Regions from separate parts of the Homo sapiens genome. Here region 1 is linked to region 2. Evidence: chromatin contacts called from ENCODE Hi-C or POLR2A ChIA-PET data. All regions are on one chromosome and are shown on one strand. Each heading gives the region's core, a stretch centred on a gene start or an enhancer-like site at or near the end of the contact. The rest is flanking DNA. Distances are from core to core; before and after follow the strand shown.

Region 1 (2,700 bases), core at 16-2,515, 68 kb before region 2:
TGCAAGTATATAATACAATTTACATATGTGATTTCAGGTTGCATGTATTAATACATGGATTCCTTAAAATCCAGGGCCACTATGTTGCATGACAGCAGTGGGCATCATTCCTCATGAATTAATTGTTGCCTGTGAAGACCATCCACAAATCATGGAAGCATAACAAAGCTATATTCTCACTGTTTTGGTTGGTTGGTTGGTTTTGTGATATTTAACAGAAGAACAAAATGAGATTCAAGAACTTAAGTGATTTGTTTTGATTACCACAGCCAAATAAAGGCAGAACTAGGGTAGGAACTACAACTTCCAGAAGGCAATGAGGTATTGTGAAAGAGAACCAGCATTAGAGTCAGGAAACCTTTCAACCTTGGATTATACCATTTACAGTCTATAAGACCTTAATATCCCCCAAGACTCAGTTTCCCCATTTTATAAATAGGTACCAAAAAAATGAAATAGTATTTTAAAACCCTAGTCTGATAGAGTGTTTTTAGTCTAATATTTAAATAGAAGAAATCATGTCAAGTGCTAACACAAGTTGTGGCACCCAGTAAACACGAATTCCCTGGATCCAGGTCTATTTCCTCAGCTCAGGCTCATGTGTAACAAGCAGATAAAGTTTTCTTTCTCTCAGGACAAGTGTTCTTGAGATTTCCCCACCGCTTCCAACTGACCAGAGGCTATAGGCTCCACCTCAGGTTCTCTGGATCAGATAAGTCTACAGATGGTGTCATTGCCTGTGCACTCAAATGATTTGGTGTTCCTTTAAGTGCTTGTCGCATTGTCTCAAGTAGAATCTCAGAGATGTTTGTGTCCTCTCTAAGCATGGGTGCAAAAATAGGAAAAAAAAAAAAAGTCTATCCCAAAGGGAAGAAAGCCCATTCTAGAAGAGCATCTAGTTCCTTCTATGTTTTCCAGTGCTCATTTCGGCATGTACAATATTCATTATTCATAGTGCAAAGAAACCACATTATACTTCCTGACCTACAGAGGGGTAATGCTTTTCACTCTAATCTTGCATTTTGTATTTGCATCTAATTCACACTTAATCAGAATTTATAGGTCACTTCTCTGTATACATTTCATGGTGTGTCACACATTAAAAAACAAGCTTCTTGTTTTAGCTCATTATAAAAGCCTAGAATGTCAGGAATGGAAAGAACTGTAGAGACTTGTTCTAACTTCCTTATATTTATCTACAGGGAAGCGGTAAGTGCTCTGGGGTGGAGTTTGGGGAAATATTGTCCTCAAGGTCACACAGTAAGGCTGAGTCAGAGGCAGCAACAACACTTGAGCATCCATTTCCTGACTCTTTAAGTTTAGTGTTCTTGCCATGTTTTCCCTGACCTGCCTCAGATTTTAAGAGGCCAGAAAGGCCAAACGGTTGTAGTAGTATTTTCCCACTCTTAATTTCTTCATCTTCTCTCTCTCTCTCTCTTTTTTTTAAAATAATTTTGTTGGACAGTGGGATAAAGTGGGATAAAGATACCTTGTCCCTTTTCCATTTTAAATAAATGGCTAGTCCTCATTGCTTGCTGCCTTTATAAGCCTTCCATTTGGCTCACCCTACCCCATGCCTTCCATTATGTGGATAGCGATTTGTCTTTCTCTCCAGTACCATGGGCTATGTCACTGCCTGATTATCCTCCTGTCTCTCAGTAGACACAGAGCCCATCTGCTCCCTTTCTTGAAGTTCCCTTACAGAAGAGGTCTTTCCCCAGAGAAAATGCCCTAACCTAGTCTTTCTAAAATGAGTAAGATCTTCGGACTTCTCAACTCGAAATGACTGGCTTGATAAAATAAAATATCCAAAATGTTCAAATGAATTAAATACAAGGATAAGTTTGGGGCTTCCTAATGTACCTCAGGACTCAGTGTCCATTTTGTATAATAACTCATAGGAGACATGGCCCCATCATTGTGGAATCTTTGAAAAAAATATGCAGGTTGAATGAGACACTTTCTTTCATTAAATGAGTCAACAGAGAAGAGGAAAAAACTGTTTAAACCAAACTGCATTTCTGACCATTGCCCTATCAAGCTAAGATCTGTCCCTGACCTAAGTGAGGTCATGACTGTGCTATCTAAGTCTGCACAGACAGACAGTTGTGTGAATTTTATGAGGTCATTATCTTGAAATGCCTCCATTATTAGCATTGTCAGGAAATGGGATCTTTGAGAAAGTAGTACTAAATAAATTTCTCTTGTAAGCAGCTAAAGAATTTTAAACATTTTGAAGAAAAATATCCTAATAGTTTCTATACATGCTTCTGCTTTTATAAAAAGAGCATAATATACAGAACTTCTCCTTGGCCAACATAGTAGTGTCACAGGTAATAAATACTTGCAGACCTAGGCACTGTATTTTATACTTCTTTCTATTCTCTTTAATTTCCTGGAATGAATCCTGGCTCATAGCAGGCATAGAATAACTGGTTCCTAGTTAATAATCATGAGCATTTGTGCATATTATAACTCCCTTAGGGATTCTTGAGGTGGTAGGGTGCTCTGTTTGTTTTCATTTCTTTGTTTCGGTCCCCAGACTGCTCCATACGTGGTGAGCCTGAAGTCTCCATTGGGCCTTCCCTCCTTGTCAGCTGTCACTCCTCTTTCTGTCAGCAGGCATTGCCCACTCCTCCAGTCTACACCCACCTGCTGTTTTTCTTTCCTGACATCCATTTTTAACAAGTTCAATAGCCA
Region 2 (2,702 bases), core at 117-2,616:
TTTTAAAAGCAAACTCTGGCTAGATGCAGTGACTCATGCCTGTAATCCTGGCACTTTGGGAGGCTAAGGTGGGAGTATTGCTTGAGGCCAAGAGTTTGAAACCAGCCAGGGCAACATAGCAAGACCCTGTTTCTACAGAAAAAGGTTGTTTGGAAAAGAAAAGCTGGAGAAATAAATAAATAATTCATCCTAAGCTTAGATACTTAACAAGGAAAGCTTCATTTTGACATCTCTTTGAACTTATGAAAAAGGACAGACCAGAAGATCTCTTAGGCTTTGCTATGCAAAATATGATTGGGGGACCAGAAGCATTGGCTTGTAAGAAATGCTAAACCTTAGACCCTGCCCCCACAGAATCTGCATTTTAACAAATCTCCAGGTGATTTGTATGCACAATAAATTCTGAGTAGTATTCTTCCAAGGTACTGGTTCTTAGATGAACTGATCTGTATACTGGAATCATCTGGGGAATTAAAAAAAAAAATCCTGACAGCTTGGTCCTCCCCAGAGATTCTTATTTAATTGGTACTGGATGCAGCCTGGTTATAGGGTATAGGTGATTTTGATGTGAAGTAACATTAGAAAATCCTTGTTCTCAGGGACTCCTTTAGCTTTCAAACTCTGTAAGTCTGTGAACTTGCCAAAAAGAGCAAAAACAGGCCACTAATTGAAATACCTTTAGGAGTCAAGCAGGTAATGTAAAGGAGTCACACAAGCTGGTATGGACAGCAGCAAACTGGAGAGTGTGGGTTCTTACAGGACGTGGCCAGCATTCGGCTGTTACCCTTAAAGATGGGAGTCCAGTACTGCCAAACCTTCTTCTTTTTTTTTTTCTTTTTTTTTGCTGAAAATCCAAATTTCTATTCAAAGTCTCATGATGTTTTTTTGTAATGTTGATCGCAAAGTCAATTTTCTTCTCTCTTCCTCTTAAAAAGTTATGCTACACATAAAATCACTGGATGCAATCCATAGAACACCAGTTTGGGACCTCTGGTGCAGAGAAAACAGGCCTACAGATCTACCCATAGAAAGAGTCTGAGCCTCACCCCACAAAACACTGGCAGACAATTCCAAAGTGATGATTCATTCTGAATAGAGCATGTGACTGCTTCGGAGAGGATGAGGGGGGGCTTTCTCTGCCTTCTTTCTTGAAGGAATTAGGGTGACTATAGTATTTTCCCTTTGAAAAAGGAACCACATACTTTACAATGTATCATGATCACAGAAAGGAAACACTCTTGGCATAACTGAAGCTAGGTCCTGGAAAACACTACTCCTCAAAGAAGTTCAAAGAACAGAGTGCCAAGGCTATGACACAGCATGAAAGCAGGGGTTCAGGGAGGAGGATGGGCTATGAAAGCATAGTGATTGGCTGTAATCTTCATGAGACAAGAATGTACTACAGCAAAAGGGCTATGAATAATGCAAAGACTACTCCTGGGAGAAGGAGCCTTCTGAAGGTGATTTACAGTTCTGATGGTTGAGACAGTTCATTTCAGATATTGCAAGAGACATCTGGCTCTATTTACAGAGCTATCTGTTCTCTTCCATTAATCGAAATCCCATCCAAACTGGAGCCTTTAAAGACTACTGGGAAATGTGGTCATATGAGCAGAAAAATGGAGAGTGGTCACATGAAAGATGCAGTTTCTATCAAAGGTTCAAATGAAATAAAATAAAAAGTCCTTTAGGAATCATAGGCCTGCTCATTAAGAAACAAACAAACAAAAAAAACTGTAAAAAGATCCGATTTTATTCCAATGAATAATATCATTCTACAACATTCAAATAAATGTATGTCTTTCTAGTGAGACTAGAAGCCACACGAAGACAAATAAAATCAACACATACATTAACTATGCATGACCGAGCAAGGCCGATTTGGTGTAGGGAATGCTACAGAAAATATTACATCTTCTATTTGTGCATATCCTGAGTAGTCTATTAAGGGTCTAGACACATAATAAAACATAATCAACACTTACATGACTCTTGAGCCAGTTATGAATAATAGCTTTTAAAAAAAACTGCATTGACCTAAAGCAGTGGTTTTCTTACTGTAATCCCCAGACCAGCTATATCAGCATCACTTGAGAGCTTGTTAAGAATATAAATTCATTGTATACATATGTAACTAACCTGCACATTGTGCACATGTACCCTAAAACTTAAAGTATAATAATCATCATCATAATAAAAAAGAATATAAATTCTTGGGTCCAACCCCAGACCTACTGAATTAGAACCTCTGGGGGTGGGATCTGGCAATCTGTGCTTTCTCAAGCCGTCCAGATGATTGTGAGGCAGACTGTACATTATTTCAGTTAATTCTTACAACATCCTATTAAGATAGACAGGTTAGGATTTACATCCTCATTTTAGCTGAGGAACAGGTAAAGTTATTTGTCCAAGGTCAGAATGTTAGTAGCAAAATGAAGATGCTAAGCTTTTTCTACCTTGATATTGAAGGAAGATTTTAAATTTTCTAGCAGTAGTTGATTTGGTTCTAGTTGCAAATATGGTTTTTTCCTTTACCTTAACAATTGTACCTATTAGAATAGGTACAATAATAGTAACAATTCATCCAACCAGTTGTGCCATTCAAGCAATAATAGTAACAATTCATCCAACCAGTTGTGCCATTTTTTCCTTATCTGAGTGCTTCTGCTCCTACCCTGCCTTAATTTTTTTTTTCATCTTTT

What was found. Hi-C counts contacts between places; a loop is a spot of excess contacts on that map. ChIA-PET counts read pairs that join two places held with the same protein, here RNA polymerase II (POLR2A). Pooled maps may share reads with other maps.
Region 1: a map of endothelial cell of umbilical vein shows a loop between it and region 2 (5-fold over the local background). The contact joins two enhancer-like sites. A Hi-C loop is called at or near these places in 5 of 168 maps with a recorded cell type or tissue (MCF 10A, PC-9, endothelial cell of hepatic sinusoid and 2 more) and 4 of 50 pooled maps. POLR2A ChIA-PET finds 5 or more read pairs at or near these places in 3 of 52 experiments (AG04450, IMR-90 and OCI-LY7).

Annotation. Positions count from the first base shown.
Region 1 is chr5:153,618,441-153,621,140 of GRCh38, reverse strand. The region is part of intron 2 of GRIA1 (glutamate ionotropic receptor AMPA type subunit 1); the gene reads right to left. Among named protein-coding and RNA genes, the nearest start is that of GRIA1, 130 kb to the right of the region's middle. Within about 2 kb of position 1,265, at least 2 of the 41 ENCODE cell types and tissues checked have a DNase peak (open chromatin) inside an H3K27ac peak, as active enhancers do; they include IMR-90 and endothelial cell of umbilical vein, where a contact is called at or near this core.
Region 2 is chr5:153,550,380-153,553,081 of GRCh38, reverse strand. The region is part of intron 2 of GRIA1 (glutamate ionotropic receptor AMPA type subunit 1); the gene reads right to left. Among named protein-coding and RNA genes, the nearest start is that of GRIA1, 61 kb to the right of the region's middle. Within about 2 kb of position 1,366, at least 7 of the 41 ENCODE cell types and tissues checked have a DNase peak (open chromatin) inside an H3K27ac peak, as active enhancers do; they include IMR-90 and endothelial cell of umbilical vein, where a contact is called at or near this core.